2 separate regions of the Homo sapiens genome follow, and region 1 is linked to region 2. A link is a loop called in an ENCODE intact Hi-C map of the cell type or tissue named here. Cell type or tissue: PC-3. All regions are shown on one strand.

Evidence for each region. Hi-C counts contacts between places; a loop is a spot of excess contacts. Peaks named below come from ENCODE experiments on the same cell type or tissue, not always from the same donor. Only the 100,000 strongest peaks of a DNase experiment are listed, where the experiment ranks them.
Region 1: it touches region 2 in a loop (4-fold over the local background); 3 of 110 quality-filtered maps call a loop at or near these places.

What each region holds. Positions count from the first base shown.
Region 1 is chr13:73,333,436-73,341,435 of GRCh38, reverse strand. No RefSeq gene overlaps it. Among named protein-coding and RNA genes, the nearest start is that of LINC00392, 230 kb to the left of the region's middle. In PC-3, no CTCF peak of the experiment used is centred here; DNase peaks (open chromatin) are centred at 4,475, 6,035 and 6,895; H3K27ac peaks cover 6,348 bases.
Region 2 is chr13:73,462,677-73,470,676 of GRCh38, reverse strand. No RefSeq gene overlaps it. Among named protein-coding and RNA genes, the nearest start is that of LINC00392, 98 kb to the left of the region's middle. In PC-3, no CTCF peak of the experiment used is centred here; DNase peaks (open chromatin) are centred at 3,926 and 4,896; H3K27ac peaks cover 3,535 bases.

The DNA.
Region 1 (8,000 bases), 130 kb after region 2:
GAGCCATGATTGTGCCACCACACTCCAACCTGGGTAACAGAGTGAGACTCTGGCTCAGAAAAAAAAAAAAAAAAAAAAAAAGTACTAATAGATAGGCTCAATGTTTCAAACCATGTACCCATCCAGAAAATTCTATCATTGATAAGCCTTTACCCCCGACTCAGAAACAAAAGAGAAATAAATTGAGAGATTGCATTATTTAAAATAAATGGGTTTAGAAATAAATTATTATACTTTAATTATAATTCGTGGAAATGTTTTATTAAGAATTTAAAGACACACCCATTAGGATGGCTATTATTTTAAAATAAAAAGAGAAAATAAGTTTTGTCAAGGACATGGAGAAATTAGAACCCTTGTCCATGTTCATGAGAATATAAAATTGTGTAGCCACAGTGAAAAAGTTTGGTGATGCCTCCAAAAGTTAAACCTAGAATTACCATATGATCCAGCTATTCCATTTCTAGATATATACCCTGAAGAGCTGAAAGCAGGGACTCAAACAGATTCTTGTACATCAATGTTCATAGCAGCATTTTTCACTACAGCCAAAAGGGAGACACAAGCCAAATGTCCATCAACAGATGAATGGACAAGAAAAATGTGATTATCTACATACAGTCTTCAAAGGGAATGGAATTCTGGCACATGCTATAATATGGATGAACTTTGAAAACATTACATGAAATGAAATAACGAGACACAAAAGGGCAAATGTTGCATGATTACACTTATAGCAGGCACCCAGAACAGTAAAATTAATAGAGTTTTTTTTTAAAAAAGAGAGGTTATCAGGTGCTGGGGGTAAAGGGGAATGGGAAGCTATCATTTAGTGGGGACAGTTTCTATTTGAGATGATGAAAAAGTTCCAGAACTGGATCACGGTAATGGTTGTGCACAACATTGTGAATGTACTTAACGTTGCTGAATTGCACACTTAAAAATAGTTACATTGCTGGATTTAATATTATGTATATCTTACAACAATTTTAAAAATTAAATATATAAAGAAGTGCAATGCAATTTATTCAAAATGAAGTAAAATGCCACGTACATAAATAATTTCTTCATTTGTTGCATAGAGAAAGGACCTGGGAAGCAAGTTGGAGAAGCTCAGGCTACAGATATTCTAGCCTGAGGCTGTGGACTGTGTAAGGCCAAATCACCGCTTCAGAAGATCAGTCAAAACCACAACAATGGCACATTAAAAAAAAGTAATAATTTGATTGAGTAAATATTTTACTCTTCAGGCAATTGTCTTAAATGTACAGCTTAAGAACTGAGAAATTTGGCCGGGTGCAGTGGCTCATGCCTGTAATACAAGCACTTTGGGAGGCTGAGGCTGGTGGATCACTTGAGTCCAGAAGTTCAAGACCAGCCTGGGTGCCATGGTGAAACCCCATCTCTACCAAAATACAAAAATTATCTGGGCATGGTAGTGCATGCCTGTAGTCCTAACTACTTGGAAGGCTGAGGCAGGAAGATCACTTAGCCCAGGAGGCAGAGGTTGCAATGGGCCAAAATTGCACCACTGCATTCCAGCCTGGACAACAGAGGGAGACCCCATCTCAAAAGAAATGAAGAAGAATTGAGAAATTTATGCTCTTACTCTGAGACACGGCCAATTACTCCACCTTTATGCTTTTCCCTCACAGTGACTCAGTTAGCGAACACTGTAGTTGATTTATTAAACTATTTTATTTTTGTCACTTATAGGTACAAATACAACCTCCTAAGTCAATATACAAATATATTTTGCAGAAAAGTATCAGACCATAGATCCATAGTTACTAGCTACACCACCTCCCTAGAGCCTCAGTTTCCAAATCTGTAAGATGGGGATACATATGCTGATACAACAGAATCAACCTAAGAAGGAAGTAATGGGAAAATACCACCTCTGACACATTAGGAGGACCCTAAAATTTTATTATTACATGAAGGAGTGAATATAAATAAAGCAACTAAGAGAAAATAGGGAAAGACAAATGTCAGAACTTTCTTCAGGCAACTGTATTCAACATGTCATCAACACAAGATTTCATATGATCTGTGGAAGCTTTTACACAAAATGGGTGTGGAGATTTACAAGATTGAGCCTGAAAATAACTGATGCGCTCAGACATCCTGTATGTTGTACTAATTCTAAAATAATCAAAGCAAAAATAAACAAAATGACACCCGTAAGATATACAGACAAGATGATACAGGAGAAACCATACATAATTGGATAATAACTGCCATGACTATGAAGAGCATGCAATTGTGAATCATAAAACACTTGTTTGCTGTGGTTTTTTTTTTTTTTTGGTCCCTTTCATGGAAAAAAAGAAAGTTTGTTTTTCTTCAAAATAAAAACACTGGTTTGTAGGTTTGAATTGATTTTTTTTTTTTTTTTTTTTTTTTTTGCTTTTTGTAAAAAGGTCAGAGTGACTATTAACCCAAGTATAAAACAATAATAGTTTCCGGCATGGGAAATTTGATTTTTAAACAGAAGGAAACAAAAAAAGACCACCTTGAATCACTGAAGACAAAATAAAGAAAACAGTACATGCTTCCAACTTGCATGTTATAAAGAATTTTGATCACTTTGGAATTAGCGCTGGAGAAAACATTATGTGAATGTTTGTTTTCCTGACACTTTAAAAGTTATTTCTTATTTCCAAATAAGAAAGGAACATACTTCCCCAGAAAAAAAATTTTAAATAGAAAGTTAAATGATCTTTGGATTGTTGAACAGGAACTTGACTAAACTCTGCTGGTTCTCTAATTTAAACTACATGAAACTTAAGGTTGCATAATGGTAATGATAACATGAGCAGTGCCAGAGAAACAATATTTTGCTTGGATCCATGGCAATGTCACAGTCGTCACACGTATGGAACAAGCCTCTGGAACATTAGGTCATGTTTACCTCATCAGGTAAAATTCAGGAAGGATAACTGCAGATCGTTGTAGTCTGGGAGTTAATGAATTTATTTTAAACTCACTTCTCACCCTTCTAAATAATAAATGTAGTCCTGAGCTCTAAATTACATTTTCTCAAGAATCCATGTTTTCTTTAATTTTAATATATTTGCAGTGATGAATCATGTCAGTTATTCTGAAATGATGAAATAGCTTCATTTTCTCTATATAATCGTCATCTACCTTGATGACTCTGGAGGAACTAAATGTTTCTTGTTTAATTTCTACAAGACTTCTTCATAAAAATCAGTTCACCCATATCTGCTTAAGATAAATATTAAAAGATAATATCTGCTTAGTTCAGAAAGTACAAATACCATCAGGTTCAACAATATTATTTAGATTGCTAAAATTGTAATTCTGTTAACCTATTTAAAAAGAAATATAGATCTATTTTTTAGATGTCAGCTTTTAAGAGAAAAACTCTTTCCTTAAAGTCAGTTAGTTTAAGCCACCCCTTTGTTTTAAAAGAAGTTGGAAGACTTCATATATATATATATGCATATATATATACACACACACATATATATGTATGTGTCTATATACAGCTTTGTCATTAACTAAATGAAGATAAAATGTGAAAAGAAAAATACTTGCAGTATAATTATATTGTTGAGGCAATTCTTATAGTGAAACAGAACCAGGTAATTGTAGAGTTTAGAAAGGGAATCATTCACATTCTCAGACAGTGATGCTTCTCTGATTAGGATACATGCCATAAATCTTTCTCATTCACTAAATTTCTTAATGGATATCTTAATGAAGATAGCTCCACATACCGGTCTCAGGTTAAGTCAGAGGAAGAACTGTAACAGTGATAATAGCTTGCATGTACACAACTGCTACTTTTTCTGTAGTAGAAAATCCAAATTATTCCATTTATGTGGGCTTGAAGTGACGGTAGCACTGAATAATATTGAGGGGAGGAATGACTTCTTAGTAAGTACAAAGATTCTAGAGAAACTTCTATTCAAGCAATGGAGATCAGTAGTGTTCTGCCTCTTTTAAAAACTGAAAGGACAGACAGGAATTGATATAATAGCAGAAGACATTGTATTCCTTGGAAGAATGTTCTAGTGCAAAGTTTTCTGATGGAAGAGATTCTTAAGGCATGAAGTAGGTATGGACTCCTCTCCTCTCCAGTTGAAAAGACAGAATCTGTCAAGCTGGAATCATGGTTCTCAACCAGGACATTTGGGAACATCTGGAGGCCTTTTTGATGGTCACCACTGGGGTGAGGGTAGGGGGTCTTCTGGTATGTAGTGCATAGAGGAGGCCAAGGATGCCACTAAACATCCTATAAAGCACAAGACACTCCCCCAACATACACAGGAAAGATCACCCAGCCCTGCATGTCAATAGTGCTGAGGGTGATAAATTGTGAATCAGAATGATACACAACAAGGATAGGTAAACTTTTTCGGTAAGAGGCCAGATAACAAATCTCTTAGGCTTTGCTGCCACATAACCTCTGCTGCAATTACTCAACTTGGCCTTTGTAACACAAAGTAACCATAGACAATAGTGAACAGGCATGGCTGTGTACCAGTGAAATTTTATTTACAAATACAGGTGGCAGAACCCCATTGGCCCTCTTGCGTTAGTGTGCTGTCTCCCGATAGAAGTCATTTCTACCCTTAGAGATTCCTCAAATTCTTATTTCTCGAATTGGAAAGAATTCCAGTTGGCACAATGACCCTTTGATAGAAGTCTAACTGTAGGAATTACATCCAAGATGAGACAGGATCTCTAGTTTGCAGCAGGAAAATGGAATCTGTAGAATGACACAAATTTTTTAAAAGTTACTCTCGTCTTTGAAAAGAAATACTTTTTTAACTAAGATTTTGCAAAACAGATTTAAAGATTGACGAGCTGGTCAAAAAACAAAAACAAAACAAACAAACAAAAAACAGAAAACAGACAAATGAACAAACCAGGGTACATAAAAACACACTAGTTTTCTAAACCAGAGATGCTTATTTTCTAGCACATGGTGCCATAGAGAGTTGACAAATAGATTCATGGGGTTTATAAACTTGCTGAAACTGAACAGAAAATGGTGTGTGTGTGCGCGTGCATCCTCATATATATGATATTCTTGATCTTCTAAAAATTTTTTACTGCTAAATCATACAAGGTAATTTAGAGAGTATGTTTCAAGAATGAGCTACTTCTCTAAGGCTGCCAGCATAATTAAAAAGTACTACATGATAGCAAATTTGGTTCTACGTCTGGATTTTGTTGTATTTGTTGTTGTTGTTGCTTTTCAGACAAAGTCTCGTTGCGTCACCCTGTCTGGAATGCAGTGGTGCAATCACAGCTCACTGAAGCCTCAACCTCCCAGGTTCACGCAATCCTCTCATCTCAGCCTCCAGAGTAGCTGGGACTACAGGCACATGCCACCACACCTGGCTAATTTTTGTATTTTTTGTAGAGACAGGGCCTCACTTTGCTGGCTGGGCAGGCCTCAAACTCCTGGGCTCAGGCGATCCGCCCATCTCGGCCTCCCAAAGTGCTGGAATTACAGGCAAGAGACACCATGCCCAGCAGGTTCTATGTCTTTGACAGATTCAACTAGTCACAAGTTACCACATTGTTTCTAATCAACAACCTGGCCTCCAATTCATGTCATACTCAATTTGGTCATATAGCAAAGGCCCATTTCTGAGTCTAAAGTTTTGGTACATGCTTAGTATTTATTCTTTGTACTGCCTTGTATGAAAACCGTCTAAGAAGGCTTGCAAAGATAAGTAGGCATAGTGAGATGATGTGAATTTGTAAAAGGGGGTAAAAAGAAAACATGTAGAGACATAAAATGGGGCCATTAATAGAAATGTTTCTACTACAAAGTTCTTCCCATACTATATCAGACATGTCATTTGGTTTATTCGTGCTTCTATTTCCTAATCATTAGACTTGAAATCAATGATTTCTACATGACATTTTCCTTATACTCAGGATTTATCAGTGTACAGTAATCAGTCAACAAACATTTACTAAATCTCCATTGTGAGCGTAGCATTTTATTAGTGGTACAGTGAGTCAGAAGTAAGAGTTTCGCCTACTGAATCATTAACCCCATTTCCTGTATTAAGTGTGCCCTTTTGGGAGTTTCCTCTGTCATCTGGTCCCACAGTAATCGGCTTATGAAATTAGACTTAAATTACAGCCTAACTAAAGCAAGTTCATATGGGGCTCCATAGAATGAGAAAGCAAAGAATAGGAGAAAGAGCAATAAATGCGACAGAGAGTGAAACAAGGAATACTTTGATGAAAAAAAAAAACCACAATGACTTGCAAACACTTTCTTTTAGACATTATGAAACACTAGATTTAAAAAAAAATAAGAGAAATAGATCTAAAATGGGAATGAAATTCTGCAAATCTTCCATGGAGGTCATTGGAGTCACCAACATGAGGAAAAATAAATAATATTCTTTTCCTAGGGGAAAGGGTGTAGGGTTATTCGGCAAGAAGAAAGGGTAAAGAATTTCTCTTTTAAGACTTACAACTGTCAAGACTTAACAGTACTGACCATGCCAAAATTCATTCCTCAAATGTCATATAGCTCTTTATAAAGGTGCTCTATTAAATTTAAAGCTTTAATTTGCTTGTTTGGCGAGCCCCCCACTCACACCATACTAAGTCAGAATCCGAACATTCTAGTTTTCTTCTTTTTTGCTTCCGCTGCATAAAGTTAAAATGCTGAATCATTGTGATGCTCATGGAGGACATAGACATTCTTTAAATTATGGAACAGAGCTACATCTTGCTGCTGTACAGCAGGAAAGTAGAACCGCTCCAGGCAACAAGCACTTAGTCTCTATTTTTATGGTTGTTACCATGTAGTCACAAACAAAAATTGATGATGAAAGAATTAAGTTAATCTATCTCGTGCAATATCATTAGTCACTTCCCAGGTTCTGGAGCTCCCTAAAGCAAAGAGAGAATAAAATTTCAAAATATGACACTGCTGGTTGGTTTTATAGATATCAAGTTGGTACAGGCACATAAATCAGAATCTATTCAAAGTAAGGAGCAGATGTTTGAATTATTCCAACAAAGTAAAATCATCGTCTCTCTTACATGCTACAAATCCACAGCCTTTTCATGAGTATGAAAGCTGCAAAAAAAAAAAAAAACCTGGGATTCAACATCTAGATAATTTACATTCCCTTTGAGCTCTTAGCACCAAAGCAGTGGGACCTGAGGACATCCTAGTATTTCCATTGCCACGATGACCATTTGTGGCAAGCAGTCTCTCTGCAGACGGAGGCAGAAGTAGGCAGAAACCAATCCCATTGAATTTTTAAGATAATGATAATCATCTTTCTTCTTAGCATTTTATTCTAAGCTATCCTTCCAACCAAAATTATGATCATGGTGGAGAGAAAAAATTCAGAAAGTGGAAGAATGTGGAAGGAGGCCACAGAAGAGGTCCTCATTTGAGATTGTTTTTCAACAGACCATATTCTTTCTCCTTTTATGCTCTGCCTCCTTACAATAGGTGGCTTATAGACTTTCACACAGTTCAGGCACATTAAGACACATGATTGTAAGATTAAACTGAGTCTGTCTAAAAAATATAAAATGAATAAGGGTGATGCTATCGTTAAAGAGTTGTTTCCCAATACTTCTTCCAGCTTAAATGCTTATCTGTTCTGTGTACGCCCTATAGTGAGAGATCAGAGACAGCAGAGCCTGTGTCTATCATTTTTACATGGACCATAACTTTCAATAAAGTTTGTATACAGCAGAGCTTTAATAATTAATCATAACAAACTTGAGCTTTCCTACCGTGCGGTCTGCAAGTACATGCCACCTGAGCAAGACGTCAATGAAGCTTTCGTATTTCGAGTTATTTTTGTACTTGAGGAAACTATCATCCTTGTATGGAATAAAAGATGAATCCATCTCATACTGAATCACCATTTATACAATCTTAATGAGAAATTTCCAGCATCACAAAATGACAATAGCATAAACTATCTTCACTGCTATACTCTAATAAAGTATTAGATTTCTATTTCAGT
Region 2 (8,000 bases):
CTGATCAACATGGTGAAACCCTGTCTCTACTAAAAATACAAAAAATTAGCCAGGTGTGGTGGCGTGTGGCTGTAATCCCAGCTACTCAGGAGGCTGAGGCAGGAGAATCACTTGAACCTGGGAGGCAGAGGTTACAGTGAGCTGAGATGGCACCATTGCACTCTAGCCTGGGGGACAGAGCAAGACTCTGTCTTTAAAAAAAAAAAAAAAAAAAAAAGGAAAATAATTTAGTTTTTTTAAATTTTTTATTTTTAATTCAATAGTTTTGGGGAACAGGTGGTTTTTGGTTACATGGATAAGTGTTTTAGTGGTGATTTCTGAGATTTTGGTGCACTTATTACCCAAGCAGTGTACACTGTACTCAATATGTAGTGTTTTATCCCTTGCCCCCTCCCACTCTTCCCACTGAGTCTCCACAGTTCATTATATCATTCTTATACCTTTGCATCCTCATAGCTTAGCTCTCACTTATAAATGTCTGGTTTTCCATTCCTGAGTTACTTCACTTAGAATAATGGTCTCCAACTCCATCCACGTTGCTGTGAATGCCATTATTTCATTCTTTTTTTATGTCTGAGTGCATTCCATGGTCTATATATACCACGTTCTCTTTATCCACTTGTTGGTTGATAGGCATTTAGGCTGGTTCCATATTTTTGCAATTGCTAATTGTGCTGCTATAAACATGTGTGTGCAGGTGTCTTTTTCATACAATGACTTATTTTCCTCTGGGTAGATACCCAGTAGTGGGATTGCTGGATCAAATGGTGGTTCTACTTTCAGTTCTTTAAGGAATCTTTATACTGTTTTCCATAGCGGTTGTACTAGTTTACATTCCCACCAGCAGTGTAAAAGTGTCCCCTTTTCACCACAACCATGCCAACATCTATTATTTTTTAATTTTTAAATTATGGTCATTCTTGGAGGTGGTAGCTCATTGTGGTTTTAATTTGTATTTCCCTGATACCTAGTGATTTTTAGCATTTTTTTCACATGTTTGCTGGCCATTTGTATATCTTCTTTTGAGAATTGTCTATTCATGTCCTTAGCCCACTTTTGATGGGAGTATTTGGTTTTTTCTTGCTAATTTGTTTGAGCTCCTTGTAGATTCTGGATATTAATCTCTTGTCAGGTGCAGAGTTTGCAAATATTTTTCTCCCACTCTGTGGGTTATCTGTGAACTCTGCTGATTATTCCTTTTGCTGTGCAAAAGCTTTTAAGTTTAACTAGGTACCATCTATGTATCTGTTTTGTTGTATTTGCTTTTGGGTTCTTGGTCATAGACTTTTTGCCTAAGCCAATATCTAGAAGAATTTTTCTGATGTTATCTTCTAGAATTGTTATGGTTTCAGGCCTTAAATTTAAGTCTTTGATCCATCTTGAGTTGATTTTTGTATAAGGTGAGAGTTGAGGAACCAGTTTCATTCTTTGACATGTGGCTTGCCAATTATCTCAGCAGCATTTGTTGAATAAATGTCTTTTCTCCGCTTTATGTTTTTGTTTGCTTTGCCGAAGGTCAGTTGACTGTAAGTATTTGGCTTTATTTAGGGGTTCTCTGTTCTATTCCATTGGTCTATGTGCCTATTTTTTATACCAGTACCATACTGTTTGGTAACTACAGCCTTGTCATATAGTTTGAGGTCGGCTAATGTGATGTCTCCAGATTTGTTCTTTTTGCTTAGTTTTGCTTTGGCTATGAGGGCTCTTTTTTGATTCCATATGAATTTTAGGATTGTTTTTTCTAGTTCTGTGAAGAATTGTGATGATATTTTGATGGGAATTGCATTGAATCTGTAGATTGCTTTTGGCAATATGGTCATTTTCACAGTATTGCCTTTGAATCTCTTTGATTGCATACGTCTGAGAGTGATGCCAAGATACTCTTTAAAAAACTATGCCTTGGTTTTATTAAGAACCAAACACTTTTTAAAATATGAATGGGAATAGAAGAATCCTTCTTAGCTGCAAAAAAAAAAAAAAAAAGAATATGGGAAGTCATTACCCACTCACATTAGATCATAGCTAACATATCACATTGAAATTGCTTTCAACAAACACTGAGTTCCTTCTCTATGGAAGACACAATATCATGTGCTACACCTCATAAAATAGTTTGAATTACCAGAAAATAGAATCCCTTCCTCAATTTTTGTGTGCTAATGGCATTGAAAACAAAAAGGGTGATTCATGTAGAGTAATTCATATTAAAATTTAAAATGCATTAAAATTAAATAAAGGGCATACTTCAAGAGCACATATAATTTACATTTGGGTAATGAGCGAACAGATACTTCCTTTTCTGAATTTTCCCTTGATGTGCCATGAGCAATGTCAACTCTTGATGCCTTCAGCTTTTAAATGGAGTGCTGTGATAGAAGTAGAATTTTAAAACCCATTTGCTTGGGCTTTTTCTCTCCAAAAAAAAAAAAAGTCTTCACTGTATGTTTCTTTATCTATATCTTTTTTTTTTTTTTTTTTTTTTTTTCGGAGATGGAGTCTTGCTCTGCTGCCAGGCTGGAGTGCAGTGACGTGAGTTCAGCTCACTGCAACCACTGGGAACTCCACCTCCCAGGTTCAAGGGATTGTCCTGCCTAAGCCTCCTGAGTAGCTGGGACTACAGGTGTGCACCACCACACACAAATTTGTGTATTTTTAGTAGAGACAGGGTTCCACCATGTTGGCCGGGATGGTCTCGATCTCTTGACCTCATGATCCACCCACCTTGGCCTCCCAAAGTGCTGGGATTACAGGTGTGAGCCACCATGCCTGGCCCTCCTTATTTATATCTTGATAGCTTCCTCCACTTAATGTTACTGTTCCTAATAGTGGTTGGGGTGTGTGTGTGTGTGTGTGTGTGTGTGTGTGTGTGTGTGTGTTTGGGCTAGGAAATGTAGAGTGGAGCATTGTGGTAATTTCTGAGCTGTTACACTGTCATATCACGCACACATGCAAAAGAGGATTTCATTAAGATATGGAGCATTCCACACATTAATGAGACCCAACTTAATTCCATGGAAGTGGTGTGTGATGGTAAACACAGGAAACCTAGGATTTCTTATAAGCTAATGTTTCACACTGTGCAGAGAGCAGCTGTCAGTCTGGGCATTTATATTTTAGCAATCCTCTTGGACAAGACTTTTAAACTACAACCAAGATGCAGGTGGCAGGATGCAGGAGACATGGCCTTCAGGGGAAATTTACTCTGCAATTTCTCAGCAGGGCTGGACTCTACTCAGTAATTATTCCAGCTCTGGGGAAATCCTAGATCTTGACAATTCTCCAGGAAAAGGAGGTGGGTGGAGCAACAATGCTCTTCCGCCCCCAGAAATGCCTGGTAACTTGGAATCATTGGAGAGTGCCCAGCTTGTTCTGGGAAAGAACATATATCCTAGCTAGAGTTAGTTCTTCCACTAGCAGTAAGACAGCCCTTCCCCTATCTTAGCCACGTCAGCAGTTTCCAAAAATCTGTCTTGGGAAGACAATAGTGCTAGTGCCACAGCTACCCATATAGCACCTTTATACAAACACACAAAAGGCACCCCTCTGGGCCAGTGTAGCCTCACCTCAGGGTGTATGGCCCAGTGAGCATGGTGCACACGGGATTTTAGCCCCAGCCTGCTACCTTCTCCACTGGGTGCCCTTGTGTGAGGCACAGCCTACAGGTACAGTAGCTCTGACTTATACTCTTCACTTGCTGTTCTCATTCAAATATTATAAACAAAACAGCAACCATCGGGTGTTTCAGGCTTAATATTTGCAATCTTCAGCAACACCTTGATAACAGTCCATTAAGTGAGATCTGCTGATAGTAAGCCCCCTGATTAAACCTTTGGCTTCCCAGTTTGCCATATCCTGTCTGCTTCAGACACATCATTACCCAGGTTATAAGCTGATGTGTCCAAGATAAAGCCTGACTTTAAGATGACTCTCACAGTGGTTTATTTGTAAGACACGTCAGAAAATTTCAAATTATTTTAAGCCTGTCTTGCATGACTTCATGTTGCAATCCTTACCTGTTATAATCTTCAAGTCATGAAATAACTTTGCAAAAGAATTGTTCATGTACTGTAACACAATTCTAGAGAATTTCTCCTGAGGTTCGTCGAGGTTACAAGAAATTTTTTAAAAAGGGTGGCAGCACTATGCTGAAAATATGTTCCCTTTTAGCTAAGCCACCAACATAAACCATATGTCACTCGTTTCTCTGTGGAAGAAGTGTCCTTTGCAAGGGCAGCCTTGAAGGCACAGGGAGCACAGACGGTCTCTCTCCTCACAGGAGAGAAAAGAGTACCAGGTTGCTGACTAGAAAGGGTTAAACAAGCAGTGGAGAAATGGAAACAGATAAGAACGATTCTTGTCATTTCTTTGCTGCATCCTTGCCTAGCACTGTGCCTAGGACAGAATAGGTGCTCAATGAATGTTTACTACATGATTAATTAATCATCGATTACCATTGCACAATGACCTTGGGACATATGCCACCATCCAGACTCAGTTTATTTATATGTGGAAAATCAATCCAGGGTTTTTAGCTCAGTTTTGGTTCATGCCTTGAGAGACCAAGATTACTGGCTTAATTTTACACATTCCAAAATGGATTCTATTTTTCTCACTTTTAGACACAGTGAACATGACTATGATCACGTGTGCGTCAACTGCATAAGCATATCCTGACAGGTTTGAAAAAATAATAGCTATTTAATTTACAAAGAATGTTGCTATTATTAAGGACATGTCAGTTCCAATGGATTAGGGCAGATCATCACATTTTACAAACTGCCAACATGTAGTGACACTTTCCTCTATAGGATGAGTTTCATCAGATTGAAGTGCTGGTTTCTGGTTTATAATTCAATCCATTTCGCTGACTCACAGAGGGTGGAGTAAAATGACAACGTCCTTTGGTCCTTCAGTCAGAGTTTTTCTTATTACTGGGTGATTATGCATTTATCTTCTTACCACATGAGGTGCTGTGTAAAACCATGGTCAATAATTACCACCCTGAAACTGACTTTTATGTACCCTAGAACTGCCCTCACATAAACACGTTGGATCAGAGAAAACAAATGAAACATAAGACTGTCATTAAACCAAGAAAGTTTGGAGGGACAGGAAGAAAGAAAAATACCATGGCTGTGCCAGCACAAACGTTGCCCAACAAGAGACTTCAATAGCCAGCCACCTTCACTGTCAGGTACATTATGCACAGCTACAGTTACTGCCTGTTGTAAAGGGAAGAAAACACTGGCCAGATACAGCATAACAAAGCTTGCATTGTACACACAAGTATATAGGATATAAATATGGAAAACCAAATGCTATCTCTGTTGAAAGAAAATAGGAGGCCTTTAGTGCGGGCAACTGTCTGAACCGGGAAATTAGGTTTAGACTTAAACCTTCCTCTCTCTCCCACACTCCTACTTTTTGAGGAGTTGGTGTTCTCTGATACTTTTGGCCAAATGTGTACAGACAGCTGTTGAAGTGTGATAAGGGATTTATGCCCTTCTAGAGTAGGCATAAAGGACTCCAGAGAACCTGGGGTTGTGTGACAGTTCAGAAACTACCAGTAGATACAATGACAATGAAATTATAAACTCCCTGTAGTGCTTTTTATGTTTAATATATGTTCCTTTCTAGCTAAGCCCATTTAAAATTAGGAACAATAGACCTTTGCCAAACGCTTTGGTAGTACTGCCTCTGTGTGCTGTGCCAATGACAGCCCTTACCTCCTCCCTAAAAGCAAAAACAGTCCAGACGTTGACAGTCATCACTTCCTCCCTTTTCTTCATGGTTTATGCCCTAAATGTACATCCTTATATACAATAGTACAGTATTTATTTAAAATACTTAAAAATAAATGTCTTTGAGGGCTCTCAAATTACAGCTTCCCCCCTCCCCCTTTTTTGCTTTTTGCAATTTGAAGAAATTGAGTGATTTGGCCTGTGAAGTTTCCTGTAGACTGGATTTTGGTGATGTAATCCCTCTAAGGTAATTCCAGCTTTTTTTTTCCTGGTCTCTAATTTTCTGAGGCTTGATTCTATTTAGGTTTATTCTTTTTTTTTCCGAAATAAGTTTATGGGTGGCAATGTGTTTTTGCATTGGGAGGCACTTAAAAAAAATTAGGGGCCAGGCGTGGTGGCTCACACCTGTAATCCCAGCACTTTGGGAGTCCAAGGCAGGTGGATCTTCTGAGGTTGGGGGTTCAAGACCAGCCTGACCAACATGGAGAAACCCCGTCTCTACTAAAAATATGAAAATAGCCAGGAGTGGTGGCACGTGCCTGTAATCCCAGCTACTCAGGAAGGCTGAGGCAGGAGAATCGCTTGAACCGGGGAGGCGGAGGTTGCAGTGAGACAAAGTTGCGCGCCACTGCACTTCAGCCTGGGCAACAAGAGCGAAACTCCGTCTCAAAAAAAAAAAAAAAAAAAAAATTAAAAACAGTTTAATTTAGGAAAGATTGATTTTTAATAGATTTCCCATTTAATATTTGAATAAACAAAGTGCAGTTGGCCCTCTGTATCCATGGGTTCCACATCTATGGATTCAGTTTGCTGTGGATTAAGAATATTCAGAAAAAAAAAAAAGAAAATAACAATAATAAAAACAATGCAAATGAAAACATACAGTATAACAACTATTTACTTAGCATCTACATTGTATTATAAATAATCATAAGTAATCAAGTATCATACGTAATCTAGAGATGATTTAAAGTATATGGGAGGATGTGCATAGCTTATATGCAAATACTGCACTCCATTTTATATATGTGACTTGAGCATCCACAGATTTTGGTATCTATGGTGGGGTGGGGAGTGCCCGGGAACAAATTCCCTACAGGCACTAAGGGATGACAGTATAGCCAATTCTTGAGTATCTGTGTCAATAAAGGAAAATGGTAGCATACTGATGGAAAAGAAAAACAATCAATGAATCCTGAATATTTCTCCTTGAAAAGTGTTTCTGTATTTACATTTTACTGTAGGTATGCCTCAATCCTGGAGATTTGAAATATTTAAACAAATTAATGAAGCCCTAATTCTGGAGAAGGTGGAGGACAAGCCATCTCCCCCATTCCATTAGCTGCACAACTCCTCCCCACCCCTCACTTTGTGCAAAAAACTGACAGTGTTGACAGTCAACACTGCACAGCATGGATAATGAAAACATGGCACATATACACAATGGAATACTATTTAGCCATAAAAAGAATGGAATCCTGTCTTTTACGGCAACATAGATGAACCTGGAGCCATATTATGCCAAGTGAAATAAGCCAGGCAGAGAAAGACAAATACCACATGATCTCACTCATATGTGGAATCTAAAAAGGTGTTCTTATAGAAGTAAGAGTAAAATAATGGTTACCAAAGGATGGGGAGGGAAGTGGAAAAGCCGGATAGAGAAAGATTGGGTGCAAAACTCAGGTCAGATATAAGTTTTGCTGTTCTATTGCATAGTAGGATGATGACTGGAATTAACAGTAATGTTGTTATGGATTTTAAAATAGCTAGAAGAGAGGTTTTAAAATGTTCTTATCACGAAGGAATGATAAATATTTAAGGTGATGGATATGGCAATTATCCTGATTTGCTTATTACACAGCATATACATATATCAGAACATCATGCTATTCCCCATAAATATGTACAATTATTATAGGTCAATCTTAAATAAATATTTTTATAATTTTAAAAATTAAAAAAACCCTACTGCACATGCATTAGCCTGAGCAAAACCAAATGAGAAAATGGTGTAGGCAATCACGAACAAAACATTACTTATCCATATATATAGGATAAGAGTTACACATACACACCATAACAAGAGCGTTCTCTTTTACAGAAGCAGAAGCTCCCTCTTAGCAATTCTTTTTCACCCTGGGCATGGAGGAGCAGAAGGAATGTAATTTCTCCTATGACATACTCCTACTTCAGTTATTCTAACTTAAGCCTTGTTGAGCTTCATTTTGATAAGCAATAAAATATGAAGGTGACAAA